2 separate regions of the Homo sapiens genome follow, and region 1 is linked to region 2. A link is a loop called in an ENCODE intact Hi-C map of the cell type or tissue named here. Cell type or tissue: mammary epithelial cell. All regions are shown on one strand. Each heading gives the region's core, and the rest is flanking DNA. Links, peaks and the distances in the headings are about the cores only.

Region 1 (9,345 bases), core at 351-8,350, 640 kb after region 2:
CCCCAGGGAGGAGCTGTGTGAACCTGGGAGGTGCTGGGGAGCGAGGGTGCTCCACCAAGGGAGGCAGGAGGCCAGAGACCAGCCCAGGCCAGGAGGAGCCTGGCCAGGAGTCCCACCAAAGCCACTGGACCCGGGCAGCCTCCAGTGACCCAGCCTTGGAGGGTCAGCACTGTCCCTAGGACAGATTCCACTTCGCACACAGGTCTCGCTGTCTGTGGGGGCGGCAGGCCCTGATGCCTGGGCACACAGACTGACGGCAACCCTCGGGGTGGGAGGCCCCAGATGGGACTTCCTGGCCTGCCCGGGGTGGCGGGGTTGTGGGAGAGGATGGCGCGTCTGTGCGCATGTGTGAGAGCATCAAGGATGGCATGTCTGTGAAGATGGCTTCTCCCAGCCGCGGCTGCCTTCCATGTGTGGGCAGTGGTGGGGGAGCCATGACTGCATGGGACAGCCTTTTCCGTGTGGTTTTCCTGCCTGTGATCCCTTTCCTGGGCTGAGGAGCCTGGCTCTGGGGCTCAGGGTGTGGGGTTTGCTAGCACCGGCTCCTGCTGTAGACATCCTAGTGGCCCTGGCACAGGCATGTCCTCCAGCATGGTTCCTAGCCTCCCCCCCGTCACGGGACCCCTAGGCCCCTGAGGGTCGGTAGGAGTGAGGCAGGCAGTCACCAACTGTCCTTGGGTGAGCCTAGTGGCCAGGGGTGGACCCAGCAGGTGCAGGCCAGGCCACCCCCAGCAGGTGCAGGCCAGGCCACCCCCAGCAGCCGCCCGAGCCCGTGTCTTTCCCACCGCACAGCACAGCCGGGACATGGGGGTCAGGCCATTACTTGTGCTTCTAGTTCTTAAATCACCCACAACTCACCCCTAACCTGTGCCTGACTGTGGCGCCCACAGCCTGGGCTCCACATAAACACAAGCCAGGAAGTCCCATCTGGAGCCTGCCACCCCGAAGGTTTCCAGCAGTCTGGGCTCCCCAGGCACCGGCCCTGCAGCCCCCACAGACAGGGAGACCTGTGTGTGAAGTGGAATCCATTTGAGGGACAGCGCTGACCCTCCAGGGCTGGGTCACTGGAGGCTCCAGTGGCTTTGGTGGGACTCCTGGCCAGGCTCCTCCTGGACTGGGCCTGGGCTGGTCTCCGGCCTCCTCCCTCCCTTGGTGCAGGACCCTTGCTCCCCAGCTTCCTGGGAAATCCGACGCCATCTGATCCCCGCACGCATCCAGCACCCCTGACGCTGACGGAGTTGCCTTTTTGCGTGTATAGCTCCTAACAGGGCAGCACGGCCATTCTGAAACCTCGCACATTCTCACTGGGGTGGCTGAGGCTGGGCCACCGGGTGTTCACCTCCTGACCCTGGAACCGTGCACAGGACCTCTCTTCAGGTAGGAGGCAGGTCTTTGTGGCCGTGATTAAGTTAAAGATCTTGAGATAAGGAGGTCATTCTGGATTAACCCGTTGGCCCTAAACGCATGGCAAGAGGCAGAGGCAGGTTACACAGAGGCAGAGGGAGGTTAGACGCAGACAGAGTAGGAGGCCACCTGGAGACCGAGGCAGAGGCGCAGCAATGCAGCCGCGGCCCAGGGACGCCTGGAGCCACAGAAGCTGGCACAGGTGGGAGGGTCCTCCCCTGGAGCCTCTGGAGGGAGCACGGCCCGTGGACTCCTTGATTTCAGACCCCTCGCTGCTGAGCAGGGAGAGAATGAGCCCCTGTTGTTTCGAGCTGCCCAGGCTGTGGGGATCTGCCATGGCAGCTCCAGGACCCTTGGACCCTCGGCTCGGAGCCCCTCCAGCACTGAGCAAGACGACCACTCAGGGCCACCCCTCCCCGCCCAGCTGGTGTGTGCCTCGCTGCTTACCCGAGCATGCTGCCTTCAGTTACAGATGCCTGCCTGGGATGTGTGGGATGGAGGCTGTGGCTTCCCTGGGGACGGGGTGCGTGGAGCCGGCCTGCAGCCGTGCTCCTGTTTAGGAGCTGAGTGAAGCTGGACCTGGGTTGGATGGGGCATTCTGTACAAGGGTCTCTTGGGGGTCCATGAGGACTCTGTTCTGACGATACTGCCCTCCTTCCTGAGGCTGCTGTGGGGCTCCATGGAGGCCATGGGGTGGTGAGGACGGAAGAACACCTAGGCTGGGCTCCTGGGACCCCAGCAGCAGCTGAAGGCACTTGGAGCACCACAATTTCCACCCACGGGCCAGGCAAGGCCAGAACCGTCCCCAAAGAAGGGAGCAAGGAGACAGGGCCTTGTAGTGATAATATAATAACCAAAAAGTTTTTTAAACATTGTTTCATTTTTTTCTGTCACTCAATCTTTTTAAAATTACGTCCTGTTTTTATTACTTGCACCCATCTAATTATTGCCATCTACACCAAACAAAAAAATCTATACACCAATGTTCACAAAGCACTTAAGATGCCTATGAAATGTAATAAGAACTAACTGAAGCTGCACAATATTCCCTTGTATGCATGTTATCACCACGCTGACGCTGGGTACTCAGGTTTTCTTTATTATAATGAATTCTGCAATGAACATCTTTCTGTATAAATTTTTTTTGTGAGTACTTTGCATTATTTCCTAAAATAAATTAGAAGAAGGAATGATGAATCGGAGAATGTAAACATTTGGGGCTTTTGAAACAGACAGTTTTTATAAATTAGAGTCTGTAGTTTTCATTCAGCGAGATTGTTGTGTCTCTGCACATTTTTCACGGTGAAGTCTCATCTGACGGCCCTTCCTCGTCCTCCGCAGAGCCGTGTGTGTATGTGTATAGGGCCCAGCGTGCTGACCGGGCGGTTCTTCAACACAGTGAGTGACAGCAGGAGCCCCGAAGGTTCTCAGGTCTTCTGTCCATGGAGGGCATTTTGTGGCCTCTCCCAGGGCAGCTGGCAGGAGCCAGGTGAGAACAGATGCGTCTGTAGCAGGAGGGCGTTGATGCCTCTGAGGTTGTAGCGAGCTTGGTATTTACCTTTTCCTCCTGGTCCATTCTGAAGCTCCAAAGGACGGTCAATTTAATACAGAGACACAATTACAGCAAGCGTCTAGTGTGAGGCCAATCACGCATTTTGGCTAGAACTACTCAGGGTGTTGGAAAATCACAAAGCTTTTCACGTAAACTTGCAAATTGCTAGCAGTCTCTCTGCAAGACAAGAGATGCTGTCTGTTCCCTGACCCCCGACTCTATACCTCAGCTTGTTCTGCCCCTTTCTGATTGTTCTAAGCAACTGACATACTTACAGCGTTTGGAGCCACGTCATGGCCTTTTGAGGCCGGCGTGCTGTGATATTTTCCTACAGAGCACGGTCACTTCCAGAGGCGAGAGAGGCACAGAATTCTATTCTGAGAACCCCTGGGACGCACGCCGCGGTGGCTGTGAGTATGAAGGCAGATGCTGCGGAACAGCCTGGAAAGGATGTGGGGCCCACGGCCCCTGGCAGTGCCCGGAGCCGAGCAGCCCCTCCCCACCTTCCTGGAGGAGAAGGCCTGGGCCAGATGCCTGAGAATGACACACGCAGGCCCAGCTGTTCTTCAGAGATACAGAGCGACCCACCGTCTGCTTTGCTGGGACTGTCCAGTGTTGGCAGGGAAAGTCCTGCATCCGGCACGCAGGGGCGGTGGCTGCACCAGCTTAGAACCAGTCTCTGATTTTAGGGGTGAGAAAAGTAGAGGTGGGTGCTCTGCCTGAATGCTCACCAGCTCAGGGGGTGCGGCTGAGCAGTGGACATCAGTCAGACATCTCTGTGAAGTGTTAGCGGGAAAAGTATCATGGAACCATTAGCAGCCGCTTGAGGTTAGGCCCAAACCAGTGGGGCCCACCGCATCCAAACACTTGGGGCCACCTGCCGTCATCAGGGGTGGCCCACCTTTCTTCTGAGCGGGGATTCTCTTCCTGCCTGGAGGGAGCAGTTTGGCTACAAAGCTGCCTTTTAGAGCGAGACCCCGTCTCCCCTCCCTGCGTTCCCAGGACTTTGTGAAGAAGAGAAAGTGAGTGGCCCTTCCTTTCTCCTGGATCCCGGCTGTGGGGCTGCCCGCCGCCCTCCTCCTCCCACGCTAGGCTGCCCGCCGCCCTCCTCCTCCCACCCTAGGCTACCTGACCCATGGAGACCGGCCTGAGACAGACGCATCCCCGAACACCAGGTGCCCCGTCTTCTAGGCCATTCCAGGGACGGATGAATCAACATGGGCTTCTTATCCTAATGTTTTAATTTGGAACTCTGCTATTGATCTGATGTTTACAAAGGAACCCATGCGTGACATTAAACTGTCAAAAGAGAAGCATGCACCCTGCGAGAATTCCTGCCTGAGATACTGTCTTTTTGTGACTGTAAGTGCAGAGAGAGCCCACGCAAACCGCAGGACACCAGAGCCGCCGCCCTGCCCCTCCAAGCTGCTGGCACTCGGGCTCACCCTCTCTGGAGGAGCCATCATTCTGGCCTCAGATTCTCCTTCCAAAACATTGCAAATAGAATGTCAGGCAAAGAAAGAAAGAGCCAGGCACACATGGAGAGATGGCAGCGCGAGTGTAAGTGGTGAGAAACCCAGCGAATGAAAACATCTACATAAGAACGCAGACACAGCGCCCTCAGAGGCCGGCTGCAGAAAGGACTGGAGACACTGCAAATGAAAACGTCTACACGAGAATGCAGACACAGCGCCCTCAGATGGCTGCAGAAAGCGCTGGAGACATTGTCCATGAGAAGAAAAAGACAAGGTCAAGAACTTCAGTGGAGAAATAAAAATTACACGAAAAGGAAAGATTTGTATTTTTTTTTTCTGATTGTATTTTTCCTATTCTCCCTCCACTTTCTTTCTAGAACTCCAACTTTTCTCATTGCATTCTCTGTTTTCTCATTGCAGTCTCTATCTCTGTGCCTATTTGTAAATGCAATACAAAAATGATTGCCTGGAAAAAATACAAGCAACGTTTCAGAACTCAATAAGTGGGTTTAAAAATAGTTTAGATGTCATTGAAAAATAATGAATAACTGGAAAGTAGGTCAGAAGAAAATTCTCAGAATGAAGGATAGGAACATAAGGAGGAAAACAGAGAAGAGCAAGTGTGAGGGACTGAACTGCGTCCTCCCAGAATGCACATGTGGAAGCCTGGCTTAGTTCTGGCTGCCATAACAAAATGCCATAGACTGGGGGACTTAGAAACAACAATGCATTTCTCAGAGCTTTGAAGGCTGGGGAGTCTCAGATCAAGGTACCGGCAGATTCCGTGTGTGGTGAGGACGAGGACCGGCTTCCCTAGTTGTGTCACTGCGTCCTCACATGGCGGACGGGGGAGGGGTGCTCTGGGGCCTCTTTTATGAGCAGCCGGGCATCTTGGCCACTCTCCTGTGGAGGGTTAGGTGTGGACAAAAAGTATTTGGCAAAAAGAGTTTGAAACCAGCAATGAGACCCTCCCCAGCTCTGCCCTTTCTACCTCCCACATGAGATGCTTTTCTTTTAGTAAAAGGGAGGGGCCTGGGCCAGCCTGGCCTGCTGCTGCTCCCACACCTCCAGGACTCCTCCACAGGCAGGGTGGGGCCGCCATCAGCTCTGCCCAGCAAACTGTGGGCACAAGGGCTGGGGGTCAGGCTGGGCTGAGGCAGCTCCTATGCCTGCTCTGTGACCCAGAGACCGTAGCCCTGGGGGCTGTGGGAGGGCCACCCAGCCCGGGTTCAGCAGCGACACTCTGTGACCCAGAGACCATAGCCCTGGGGGCTGTGGGAGGGCCACCCAGCCCGGGTTCAGCAGCGACATGAGTGACACACAGACCCTTTGCTTTGAGCCAGTGGGAGGTGGGTGTTACTGCAGCGCAGTCCCGGCCTTGGTGATGCCACCAGCATGTGCGGCACTCACCTGCACTGCAGGACCACCCCCTCTGTAGGACCACCTGCCTCCTCGCCCCACACACGAGCCCTTGGGGGCACCTCTTGGCCCTTGTGCCTGTGTGGAGCTTGATGCCTATTTGAATAAATTATTAGAAAAATTATTAGGTGAGGCCGGGCACAGTGGCTCACGCCTGTAATCCCAGCACCTTGGGGGCCTGAGATGGGCAGATCACGAGGTCAGGAGATTGAGACTCATCCTGGCTAACACGGTGAAACCCCGTCTCTACTAAAAATACAAAAAAATTAGCCGGGCATGGTGGCAGGTGCCTGTAGTCCCAGCTACTCAGGAGACTGAGGCAGGAGAATGGCGTGAACCTGGGAGGCGGAGGTTGCAGTGAGCCGAGATTGCGCCACTGCACTCCAGCCTAGGCAACAGAGCAAGACTCCACCTCAAAAAAAAAAAAATTATTAGATGAAAGGAGCCAGACATGAAAGCAACCACGTGTCCTGTGATGGTGTTCATATGAAATGCTGGGAATAAGCTGCTCTATGGAGGCAGAAAGCAGACTGGGGGCAGCCGGAGGCTGCGGAGAGAGGGAGCTGGGAGTGAATCCAGGGCTCCTTTTCAGGGTGATAGAAATGTTTTGCAATGAGATTCTAGTAATGCCAATATACTAACAACTACACCTCTTTCAGATGCTGCAGGTGGACAGGTGACAGGTGGGGATGCAGTCCCTGCCCCTGACACTCCCATTGAGAGGGCACAACCCTCTGTGCTTTGGCTGGGGGCATCATGGCTGCAGATGCTCCTGCCCCGGCAGAGCTGTTTCTTCCCAGACTCCCATGTGGCCCTGAGTCACCGGGGATCAGAATGAGCATGAGAATGTGGATTCGCGGGGCCCAGGTAGGGTTTTTTCACAAGTGCCCGGGAGCAAGGCTGAAGCTGGTAGCTCAGAAACTGGAGCTGGCTGTCAGCATCAAAACACTGCTCAGTGACAGGGGCTGTATGGTCTGGGGCAGTCCAAGAAAATCATCCAAGAGTGGAGGAAAAACTGTTCTGAAGCCTTCCGGCCTCCAGTGAAATTCCTTGGATGGGAAACCCTGGGGAGGGAGGGTCCCCATTCCCCCATCCCAAAGGGGCCCCTTTGGGCCACTCACCCCGACAAGGGACAGTTTCCCTGGGGACGTCCTCGGACCCGCCCTGGGTACTCAGATATTAAGAAGATGTTCTGATATTCAGTGATTTTCAGAGTACTGGTGTTAAAGTTACACATATATATGCAAAAATAAGAAAATAAACGAATTCCTATTCCTCCATCTAGAGAACACTACCCGTTTTACCTTTTTTGGTGTTTCTAAATAAAATCTTCAAACGAGATCGTGCTGTTCCTGCTATGTAGTTACTTTTAATTCTCTCAGTGATGTCTTAGAGCACCTACCTTCCTGTTTAAACGAGCGCCTGACGCTGCGTTCACGGGCAGTTTTACAACGGGATGCCGCAAATGCATTTCAAGGCATAAAACAGAGCTCCACCGCACCCCGCAGGCAGGTGGATCTGATTTTCCTCTGCTGCAGAGTTTGCTGAAAGCGAGCTCCCCCGCACCCCGCAGGCAGGTGGATCTGATTTTCCTCTGCTGCAGAGTTTGCTGAAAGCGAGCTCCCCCGCACCCCGCAGGCAGGTGGATCTGATTTTCCTCTGCTGCAGAGTTTGCTGAAACCGAGCTCCCCCGCACCCCGCAGGCAGGTGGATCTGATTTTCCTCTGCTGCAGAGTTTGCTGAAACCGAGCTCCCCCGCACCCCGCAGGCAGGTGGATCTGATTTTCCTCTGCTGCAGAGTTTGCTGAAACCGAGCTCCCCCGCACCCCGCAGGCAGGTGGATCTGATTTTCCTCTCCTGCAGAGTTTGCTGAAACCGAGCTCCCCCGCACCCCGCAGGCAGGTGGATCTGATTTTCCTCTGCTGCAGAGTTTGCTGAAAGCGAGCTCCCCCGCACCCCGCAGGCAGGTGGATCTGATTTTCCTCTGCTGCAGAGTTTGCTGGGGGCTAAGGGTGAGAACCGCGGGAACGAACTAACGCGCTGCAGTGTCGGGAAACACGGCCCACAGCGCCACCGTGTGGTCTCCGCGTCCCCAGTTCGGAGCCGCAGCTTACGCGCTGCTGGCCCTGAGCCTGTTCCCTTCCTGCAGTCCCCAGGAGCTGACGCTATTCGGTTTGTTTTTAAACACTCCAGCTGAGCAAGCGTCTTCTCAGGACGTCCTGCGTGCTGCCCACACTCTCTTGTGGATGGTCCCCCGGGTCCGGCGGAATCCCGCCTGGGAAGGCTTCCCCGAAGCCTTCCTCCATCCTGGGCAGTGGCGGGGCTTGCAGGAGGCCTCAGAGCTCTGTCGGGGCCGGACGGACCGCTGTCGTCGCCAGTGCAGGGACAGAAGGGAGGACCCCTTGGAGGGCGGTGGAGACCAGAGTCGTGAGCGGCCCTGTGGAAAGCTGGCGAAGGGGCAGACATCCAACTCGCCAGCAGGAAGCCGCGCCCAGCACGGTCATGCTCAGCCTCAGTGATCCTGGCGGGAAAGACCGAGACAGAAATTCTTCGCACACCCACCAGGCCTCCGGATCCAGCCAGCACCGGGGCTAGCGGACCCAGGCCGTCTACACCTGGGCTTTCCTTCCCAGCTTCCCCGCTCTCAAATTCAGTTGAAAGTGGGTTTGTAAGAATTGTATACCTAGAAAACCCCATCGTCTCAGCCCAAAATCTCCTTAAGCTGATAAACAACTTCAGCAAAGTCTCAGGATACAAAATCAATGTGCAAAAATCACAAGCATTCTTATACACCAATAACAGACAAACAGAGAGCCAAACCATGAGTGAACTCCCATTCACAATTGCTTCAAAGAGAATAAAATGCCTAGGAATCCAACTTACAAGGGATGTGAAGGACCTCTTCGAGGAGAACTACAAACCACTGCTCAACGAAATAAAAGAGGATACAAAGAAATGGAAGAACATTCCATGCTCATGGGTAGGAAGAATCAATATCGTGAAAATGACCATACTGCCCAAGGTAATTTATAGATTCAATGCCATCCCTATCAAGCTACCAATGACTTTCTTCACAGAATTGGAAAAAACTACTTTAAAGTTCATATGCAACCTAAAAAGAGCGCACATTGCCAAGACAATCCTAAGCCAAAAGAACAAAGCTGGAGGCATCACACTACCTGACTTCAAACTATACTACAAGGCTACAGTAACCAAAACAGCATGGTACTGGTACCAAAACAGAAATATAGACCAATGGAACAGAATAGAGGCCTCAGAAATAATACCACACATCTACAACCATCTGATCTTTGACAAACCTGACAAAAACAAGCAATGGGGAAAGGATTCCCTATTTAACAAATGGTGCTGGGAAAACTGGCTAGCCATATGTAGAAAGCTGAAACTGGATCCCTTCTTACACCTTATACAAAAATTAATTCAAGATGGATTAAAGACTTAAATGTTAGACCTAAAACCATAAAAACCCTAGAA
Region 2 (9,345 bases), core at 866-8,865:
CAGTTTACAAGGCCCAAGAATGCTGCTCCCTTGGTGAGGCAACCACCTCGTGCTAAAAATCCCCTGACAAGTCACCAAGACTTGAAGGGAGGAGGCTCTCTGGAGCATGAGCCAACTCTCCCAGATGCTAACTTGGATGGCTGTGAACCCAGTCCTGCCTCAGCCATGGGCACCCCCTTCGTCGGAATCCAAGTACATTGCTGCCACCTGTGTCCATGGTTGCAGAGACTCAAGACACCACCCACAGGAGAGAGTTGCAGGAATGCCTGGCCTCACTACCCAGGGTGGGGAGCCGGATGTCCAAGGCAGGGAGGACTGGCTCTCACATTCTGCAGAAAAGACTATTTGTGTCCACCTGGGGCCATGTGTGGGGCGGTGGGGTCAGGGATGCCTCACTGCAATTCACTATTCTGGCAGTGGGGTGGGAAGAGCCTCTTTTAGTAACTCCCAAAACTGCCACTGAAGAGGGGATCCTGGACATATCCACCCTGACCCTCTGAGGTGAGAAAAGAAACTATAACACAAGGACTGCTGCAGTTGCTCTCTAAGCAATAGGCTTGGCCCAGCAGGCACTGTTTAGGCAGCCCAGCAGGCTCCCCTGTTGCCAGGAGAATCCCAGAGACCCACTGGGACCCTCCAGCACCCAGCTATACCAGCTCCACTCCACAGCTCACCCAAGATGGACATGAGGACTTCAGATCGTGATGTCCAGTTTTAACTAAACTAACTCCCCAAAAACTGGACACGTGACTTCACGAGGCTTTTGCCGAGGAGCCCTGGGCTGCAGGGAACATTAATGGGGTAGGTGCACCCAGGCAAGGATGTGGGCAGACCCTCCAGCCTCTTGTGGTCTGGGTGTGCCTTGGGAAATGGCCAGCAGGATTCTTCTTGGAGGCAAGCTGGAGATTTTTAGGTCCTGGGTTAGAGGGAGAACTATGCGATTCCTCTGAGAGACCTGGGGATGGAGGGACTGGACCCTTCCAGCCACCTGTGCTGAGCCCATCTGCTGCCTCCTAAGGGGCTCCTAAGGGGCAATGGGTGGAAGTCTCCTGGGCTATGCCCTGAGCAGACACCATCCTTTTTGCTCCTTGGCAAAGATGCCTCTCAGGATCAAAGACCTGGTGGCCTGGTCCCTCCAGGAGGAATGGGAGGGCCAGCTTCCTTCCCTGACAGCTATGGGAAGATGGAACCCAGTCCAGGCCTTGAGTGCAGTTCCCTGACCCTCATGGTAAGCGCCGTGCCTGGTCCCCTCATCTCTCTCAGGGAAGAAGTGATAAACACCATTGGGTTTCCGTGACTCAGGCACAGTGACTTATACATCCTTGTCACAACCTGGGCTGTAAATGCTGCCCCACACGTTCCCAGCATGAGTGAGCGCTGCCTTTCTTTAGGAGATGGAGGCACGGCCGCCTCCAGGGGTCCTGCTGCCTGTGGGCGCCCATCAGGATAGAACTCACAATCTGCCCACCACTGCCTGCCATGTGGTCCCTCAATATCCCCAGGCCTCCTCCCACCAAGTACCCTCAGGCTTCTGTGCCTGCTGCAATCTCATCGTACAGACATCCATGATGTGGTGAAGACTTGAAGAAAAAGATGTTAAATGAGGGGTTCCTTCCTCAAGGTAGAAAGCCCCTTTTGTGGGCTGAGAATTGAAGACTGAGGACTGGGTTCGTTCCCTGAGTCCACGTCCGCTGCTGCAAGGAAAATGTGCAGTACACCCCCAACCCAATCTGCCTGGCATCTACACCTGTGCACCGGGCAGGGGAAGGAGTGGGTCCTTGTTGCTGGGACCCCAGGGAGTCCCCAGCGGTGGATGAGGTGGGCCATGGAAAGGGACTCCCCCCACCACAAGAGCTGCACAACCTGTTGAAGGGGCCGAGGCCTCCATCTTAAAGATAAGCGGCTTTAGGCTGGGCTCAGTGGCTGACGCCTGTAATCCCAGCACTTTGGGAGGCTGAGGTGGGCGGATCACTTGAGGTCAGGAGTTCAAGACCAGCCTGGCCAACATGGTGAAACCCTGTCTCTACTAAAAATAGAAAAAAAATTAGACGGGCGTGGTGGTGGGTGCCTGTCATCCAAGCTACTCGGGAGGCTGAGGCAGGAGAATCGCTCAAACCCAGGAGGCAGAGGTTGCAGTGAGCTGAGATCATGTCACTGCACTCCAGCCTGGGTGAGAGACTGAGACTCTCTCAAAAATAAATAAATAAATAAACAAATAAAAGATTTATTTATTTAGCTTTGTGAGCCCAGGGCTGGGGACTGTCCTGGGCAGCTATGAGGTGGTAGACCCAGCTGGCCTGCTGTCCCTGGGAACTTGGGACTTGGGCAGGTAATAGCAGCATGTCTCAGCACTGCCCCAGGAGCTGGGGATCCTGGGTAGAGGAATGGACAGGGGAACCCTCCTTCCTTCTCGGGGCTGATTGGCACACACAAAGCGCCTTCCATATGCACGCAGCCCCATGGACGGGGCAGGAGGCAGGGCAGTCAGGGGCAGTGGCAGGTGTCCTGGCAGGAGGGAGGACGCATCCCTGGTGAGAACCATCAGGAGAGAGTCTGGCATTGCATGACCAGGCTGGAGAAGGGGAAGCCCGCGGGACCAGGCCACAGAGGGGCATCTTGTGGCCTACCAGATGGCGGAGACTTCCCTCAGGGAGTATTCCCTGCACACTCACTGACAACACCCACGAAGGCATGCAGATTCTTCCAGAAGCAGCTGAAAGCCACACATGGAAGACTGCAGTGCAGTGGAGAAGCAGTTCTCTGGGTTTCTCAGGGGCAGGCAAAGAGGTGTGTGAGCCCCCTGGGCTGTGGACAGCAGGACACCTAACGGCCCTCGAGCCTCTGCAGAAGCATCAGTCACCATGCCCAACGATCGCATCCCCTGTCCCCAGACAAGGCCTGCGTGGGAAACAGATGTCCACAGAAATCCCTGAGCCGAGGTCGCTTTGTGATCTTTTCTGATTTCCCAGTGAAATTTCACCACAAACCACACATTTGGAACATGGCTGCTGCAGCTCAGGCAGAAGCAGGCCTCAGTGGTCGGGTGCAGAAGCTGTGGGAGTTTCCGTGTCTCAGGCCAGTTCCGGCCTGGGGACCCAAGGCCGACCGCACGTTGAGTTGAGCGGAGGATGAACCTGAGCCCCTTCACCTGGAAGTGAGAGCAGCAACTCACTGCTGATTCACACTTTCATTTCCAGCCAGGAGAGACTTTCCTCCAAGCCAGAGCTGATAAGATACAAAGACTAAGACTAAAACTCCCCAGGTTGGGATAAGATAAATATCACCAAATTACAGCAAGTGTTTAGGTGGAGAGGACCTCAGTGATCATAATTGATGCCCACACATGTTTCTTGGCATCTGGGCTTCCTTCACTGCTCACTCAGATTCCTGGGTTATTTTAAAAATCACGGCCAGGCGTGGTGGCTCACGCCCGTAATCCCAGCACTTTGGGAGGCTGAGCACTTTGGCAGGCCGAGACGGGGGTGGGGGGAGGAATCACTGGAGGTCAGGAGTTCGAGACCAGCCTGGGCAACATGGCAAAACCCCATCTCTACTAAAAACAAAAATTAACCAGGCGTGGTGGTATGCATCTCTAATCCCAGCTACTCGGGAGGCTGAGGCAGGAGAATCACTTGAACCCGGGAGGTGGAGGTTGCAGTGAGCTGAGATCACGCCACTGCACTCCAGCCTGAGCAACACAGTGAGACTCCGTCTCCAAAAAAAAAAAAAAAAAAAAAAAAAAATCACGCATACGGGACTCCTGGAAGGCAGCTTCTCACCGTCACTGCCGTCTGCCCTGCTACATGTGACGGCTGTGTTTCACATGTTCACCGGTGTGTACGCCCGGGTGTGCTTCGAACTGAGAAGCCAGGAGCCCAGGGCTTCTCTGCTGCCCACGAATCATGCCTTCTACTTGCCCTCGCTGCCCAGCTTGCAAGGCCCTTTTACTGAACTTACTTTGATTGCAATAAAAACCAGTAAAACCCAAAAAACAAGTGCATACAAAAGTATGCCCAGAACACCTTTGGAAAACCATTTTCTGACTTGGGTGGGTTTTTTCCTTCTAGGTCTCTAATCACAAATTGCCTGAAAGATTTGCACAAATATTTACCTGAAACTGGAAGAGGTGTTTCCTCAACCATGAATCGTGGCCAGTTGTGGGTCCCTTTGAGGCAATTTCCCTGGAGAAGTGCATGGTTATTAAATTTAATAGTCGGTGCAGATGATTCATCTTTTGAAGGCGCTCAGAATGATGGCTGAGGATAAATGTAGAATTAGCCTTCTAAGTATCCAGTGGTCTGGCAACGTTCCAAGTATGCCAGGAAACAGGTAGGCGTGCTTCAGATCCACCTCCCTTTCAATAGTTTTAACAGTCCATGTACCAGAGGTGATATCACAACCAACCTGTAATTCAGAATAAGCCTCGTGTGGCAACATGGTTGGGGGGGGTGCGGGGAGCAGGCGAAATGCAAGGCACTTGGGTGTGGCAGCCACGTGAACTTCTTGTTCATGCCTAAGAAGGCATGTTCATGCCAAAGCGTGTGTCTGCAGGGAAACCCGGTGCACTTGGGAGGCACAGCCAAGGCTTCAGGGGTCAGCATGGCTGGCGGACGCTGCACAGCCAAGGAGAGGTGGACTCAAACAAGGGCGGCCTCGGGGGCGGTGTGCAGGCGACACCCAGGGGATCTTGTGCACTTAAAAACGTAGGGATCCATTTGCAAAGCGAAGAGCACGCAAGGGGAGCACACATCCAGACCCGGAGTCGCCATCCTCCCTCGTGGGGCCAATCCGCCAGGGCCAACGCGGCATGGGCAGGGAGGGGAAATGTCCCGGCAGGCTCCGTGTGACGCGTCACAGTAGCGTTTTGTCCGATGTCAGGCAGTGCTTTTCTTAGACGTCCCCAGGGCTCCGGTGGAGACCAACCCGTGTGTGAATTTCAGTCTTGCCGGCTACTTCGGGTCGCGAGGCTCACGGCTTTGCTCGCACTATGGGGAAAAAGCCGGGCACTGAAGGGGACGTGGGTGTGTGTGTGTGTGTGTGTGTGTGTGTGTGTGTGTGTGTGCCGGCTCCGCGCATGCGCCTATTTCAACTCCAGCCACAGCCTGGGGCCAAGACAGTGTCTTCAAAAGAGGCCCCTGACCCCGGGGTCAGAGTTGGCTACACCATGCCTTCCAGGCACGCCACACCGTGAGGTCACACCGCGGACGCCCCTCACACAGGGGACGCCCCTCACACAGCGGATGCCCCTCATGCCACGGAGGCCTCCGCACACAGGGACGCCCCTCACTCCGCGGACGCCTCTCACACAGGGACGCCCCTCACACAGGGACGCCCCTCACGCCGCGGACACCCCCTCACACAGCGGACATGCCTCGACGCCCCTTCACATGGCGGACGCCCCCTCACACGGCGGACCCCGACCTCGCCGCTTTCTAAACGGGAGGGGAGGAGCCGTGGCCACCGTGACAACCACAAAACAGGATGAGCCCCGCCTCCCAGAACGCGGAGTCGCGGTGGAAGAGGGTGACGCCGCCGAGAGTTCACGAGCGTGTCCCAAGCCGAGTGAGGAGCGCGCGGGGGCGCTCTTGCTCCCAAGGCCGCACGAGCGCCAAGGCCTCGCGGGGAGAATAGCCACGGGGGGAGACGGGGCCCGCGCTGCCCCCACGAACGCTGTTGGTGGGGACCCCACGGCTGCGCCCGCTGAGGTGGAGGGGCCGGGAGGACAGAGCCCCGCGCCCGCCGCCGCCCGCTTCTGACCCTGCCGGTCCCGGGCTGGGGCAGAGAAGGGCGGGCGCGGGCGGCCGTGCCGGGAGCGGAGGCGGACGCCGGCCGGGTCTCCCCGGGTCTCCCCGCTGGGCGTCCTGCGGCCGCACCTCCTCCTCCATCCGGAGACCAGGCCCCTGCCCCGCCCGCGGCTGAGGAGATAAGGAGAGGCTGATTTGAAAAGCTGCGAGGACGCGCATTTTAACCTCCAGGGACGGCTTGAGCCCCGCCCTGCCTTTCGAAAGTGCTGGGAACGGATTTTATCAGCAGGCGAAACTGTCCTCAAAGCTCCGTGGCCCAGCAAAAGGCAGGGCGGGGACGCCCATGGCCCCCGGGCCGGCCCCCTACGGGCTCAGCCTCCGAGTCCCCGGACTGGACGGCGCGGGCGTCGGGGGTCCAGGCTGCTCCGGCCGCCCCGCTGTGAGCCCGAGCTGCGCTGCAGCCGCTGGTCACGTATGGGGGTCCCCCGCGTCCTTTCCTCCAGGCCGGCAGTGGGCTGGGGCCGCAAGTGTCCCCGCGTACACTGGCCGTCCCCCAGGGACAAGGACAGTTGCCCTGAAAAGCTGCGGCTCCCGCCAGAAGGTCCCAGCTCGGGCTGCCCCGGGCAGACGCAGAGCGAAAGGCGAGGCAGGACGGGCCTGAGGAACCTGGAAGTCCCTGCAGGGCCCCTGGAAGAGGCAGGCAGGGGGCTGCCCCACAGACGGGCCCAGGAGAGGACACGCCGGGCTGGCATCACGTGAGGAGAGCGTCCAGCAAACCACACTGGTCCCGAGGCCTCCACGAAAAGTAGATGGGCATCTCGCGGCAGCCACCACTGAGGCAGCACCGGGAAAGCATGGTGGGTGCCCACTGGCCCCGCAGAGGGCAAAGGCATGCACACGCCAGAAGGGAACGTCAAGGGGAGCAAAGAGAACCCCTTCCTCCTGGAATGGCTGAGGGGACCAGGCCGCTCTGTGATGCAGACATCTCAAGGGGCTCTCCCTTGCACTACCCCATGTGGACTTTAACTCCCAATTTGGAAAGTAATGATGTCATCTTCTGTGGTCTCAGGGTCCTAGTGAGTGTGTGAGGATAATAGTGTTACATGTTATGCAAAGGGATTGTGAACTGGCATGGGGGTCAGGTTTGCAGGGCCTGGAGCTGGTGACTCCAGCTCTAGAACAACCCCAGGCCGGCTCTGCCCTACCCAGGAGAGATGGTCATAGGGGAAAGAGTCCAGTGGGCATTGGAGGCGTAGGGGCCACTTAGGGTTGCCCTTTGAGCTGACAGTGGGGTACAGATTCAGCTCTGCAGTGCCCCTAACCCCCACTGCGGATCCACCCGGGGGAATGCCCTGAGGACACGCGAGGTGAGGGTCAGGCGTGTCCTGCTGGGTGGGAACTCCGGACCCTCTGGGAAGGAATGGGTGAATCGGCTGCTCTCACTCTCCAGCTCCCACTCAGAGGAGCCCTGGGGGATCCCATTCCTCTACCTCAGAGGACTCCCAGGACACTGTCTGAGCCCAGTGGGAGGAGGACACACAGCCCTGATCTGCCAGTCAGTGGGGCTGAGGGTCAAGCTGTGCGCCTTGTGTGCTGGCGGCGTCCCGCCTGGGATGGATGGAGATGGTCTGTACTTTCATGGGTGAATTGTAGGGCCCCTGAATTGTATGTATCTCAATAAAGCTGCTAAAGAATAAATGTAAAACCTTTGCCTAGTAACTCAGGTTCACTGGAGTGCATGGGGAGTTTCTGCTGTTTGGACTCTGCATGTGCCTAGTTCCAAGTGACAAGGTGGGTGCGAGGGCACGGCAGCCAGTGCAGGCCCAGCCTCATGGGCTCCTCCAGCTTGGGCACCCTGTAGGGTGTGGGGTTGGTGCCATGGCCCGCCCCCACCCCCCACCTCCACCTGTCCTCCCAGGACACTTCCTCCCCCAGACCTCCTGACATCTGCATTTAGCAAGGACCAGAGCTCAGTCAGCAGAGGAGTGAAACACAATGGCCCTTCCCCACCTGGCTGGGGCACCTCAGCCAACCTCCCCCAGTGGGACCTTCTCGGGGTCTTGGGAGGAGGGCCCATGCATGTGTGAGGCAAGGCTCCCAGCCACACAGGGGACACGAGCCCACCAGCAGATCTTCACCCAGGGTGGCTCATCGGTCCTCATGTAAGGGCAGGATTTAGAGGCACGGGAAGGGCTGCAATCCTCAGGCTGTGCTACTTTGCATAACATGTAACACTATCATCCTCACACACTCACTAGGACCCTGAGACCACAGAAGATGGCATTGTTACCTTCCAAATTGGGAGTTAAAGTCCACTTGGGGTAGCGCAAGGGAGAGAGGAGGGGCCGAAAGAGCCTGGGAGGGTGGCCCTGGCCCTGAATCTGGACGCCTGGACGCTATACACAAGGGCGCTCTGAGCCCATCGCAGGCACGGCCTGGCCGGGTGCAACCCTGCTACCAGGTGCCAGAGCTGTCTGCCTGCAGGAAGTGGCCCCTCCACTAGGGTTCTTCAGAGGATGGTGGGAATGGCTCGCAGGCAAGACTACTCCCAGGAGGGTCCGTGTGCCCTTGTTCATGTGCTCGCCCACAGCTCATGTATCTGCGGACAGCCAGCAGGGGAGGCTGCTGGGGTGGGGGGCGGGCCTCTGGTTTAACTTTCCGTTTTGCCACTGAGCAGCCTAGGCCTCTGTAAAATCGTGTGATGGCGGCATCTGCCCCGAGGATGGTCTGAGAATGGGAGGCAGTAATTGGAGTGAAAGGGCTTGGCTGGACGTCAGCTCCAGAGGTGCAAGTCAGCACTGGGCAGCCGCGGAGCTGCGCTGCTCAGCTGTGAGACAGGGCTCCAGCCAGGGGAGTGGGAACAGAGAGACCGGGTGGGACCTGGGCCAGCTTAGCGGAGGCCTGGCAGGGCCGGAGCTGGGCAGGTGAGGGGTCCCGCACCGCCAGCCTCGGAGCTCCAACTCCAGGGACGGGAGCTGCCCTGGCAGAAGGTGGGGTCACCCACTGAGGTTGGAGACGTGGGCGTGGCAACAGCCCGTGGGGAAAATGCTGAGCTAGCTCTTGAAAGGCTGGGGAGATACAATGTATCAATGCAACAGGGCGTGGCAGGGAGGAGAGTCATGGGTAGGGAAGGGAGAAATGTCCCAGAAACAGGAGCAAGTTAGGGTTCCAGGAGGAAGTGAGGGAAGAAGGTTCCTCTGAAGGTAAATAAGGAAGAGAGCCCTGAGGTACCCAGCAGGGTAGGAGGCAGAGAGGGGGTCCAGTGAAGGGTACTGAGGGACGGGTCTCCAGAGCCAGCTGGAGGAGCTTGAGATGAGGCCAGGGAGGTAGCAGCTGAAGCCACTGAGTTGGACACGTGGAGGAGGCAGCGCAGGTGGCCAGGCTTGGGGCTCCTGGGAGGCTCCAACACCCTCAAGGCACAGGTCGGAGGAGACCCTGCTCAAACCAAGGACAAAGTGAGGGGGTGCAGGGCCCTTCCAGCCGGGGCCGGGGGGGGCCAACGCTGGTTCTTCATCAATTTGGAGCGCCAGGAGAGGGCGGGGATCTAGTCCTGCCGGATACCACCCCCCTTTGGGCTGCCCACACCCCCACCCCCTCTCCA

Evidence for each region. Hi-C counts contacts between places; a loop is a spot of excess contacts. Peaks named below come from ENCODE experiments on the same cell type or tissue, not always from the same donor. Only the 100,000 strongest peaks of a DNase experiment are listed, where the experiment ranks them.
Region 1: it touches region 2 in a loop (4-fold over the local background); 4 of 110 quality-filtered maps call a loop at or near these places.

Annotation. Positions count from the first base shown.
Region 1 is chr5:1,637,140-1,646,484 of GRCh38, forward strand. No RefSeq gene overlaps it. Among named protein-coding and RNA genes, the nearest start is that of MIR4277, 67 kb to the right of the region's middle. RefSeq lists enhancers at 5,071-5,623, 5,624-6,175, 6,216-6,878 and a silencer at 7,827-7,876. In mammary epithelial cell, for the core only: CTCF peaks have their summits at 4,631 (motif pointing left) and 7,927 (motif pointing left); DNase peaks (open chromatin) are centred at 4,612 and 7,942; H3K27me3 peaks cover 1,420 bases.
Region 2 is chr5:999,175-1,008,519 of GRCh38, forward strand. LOC124900932 (a long non-coding RNA gene) reads right to left here and starts at 4,799. Exons shown (of 2, transcript XR_007058677.1): 1 at 4,112-4,799; 2 at 1-3,148. RefSeq lists enhancers at 5,038-5,681, 5,682-6,326, 5,800-6,094, 6,327-6,970, 8,124-8,889 and 1 more and a silencer at 5,800-6,094. In mammary epithelial cell, for the core only: a CTCF peak has its summit at 5,566; a DNase peak (open chromatin) is centred at 4,347; H3K4me3 peaks cover 994 bases; H3K27me3 peaks cover 1,447 bases.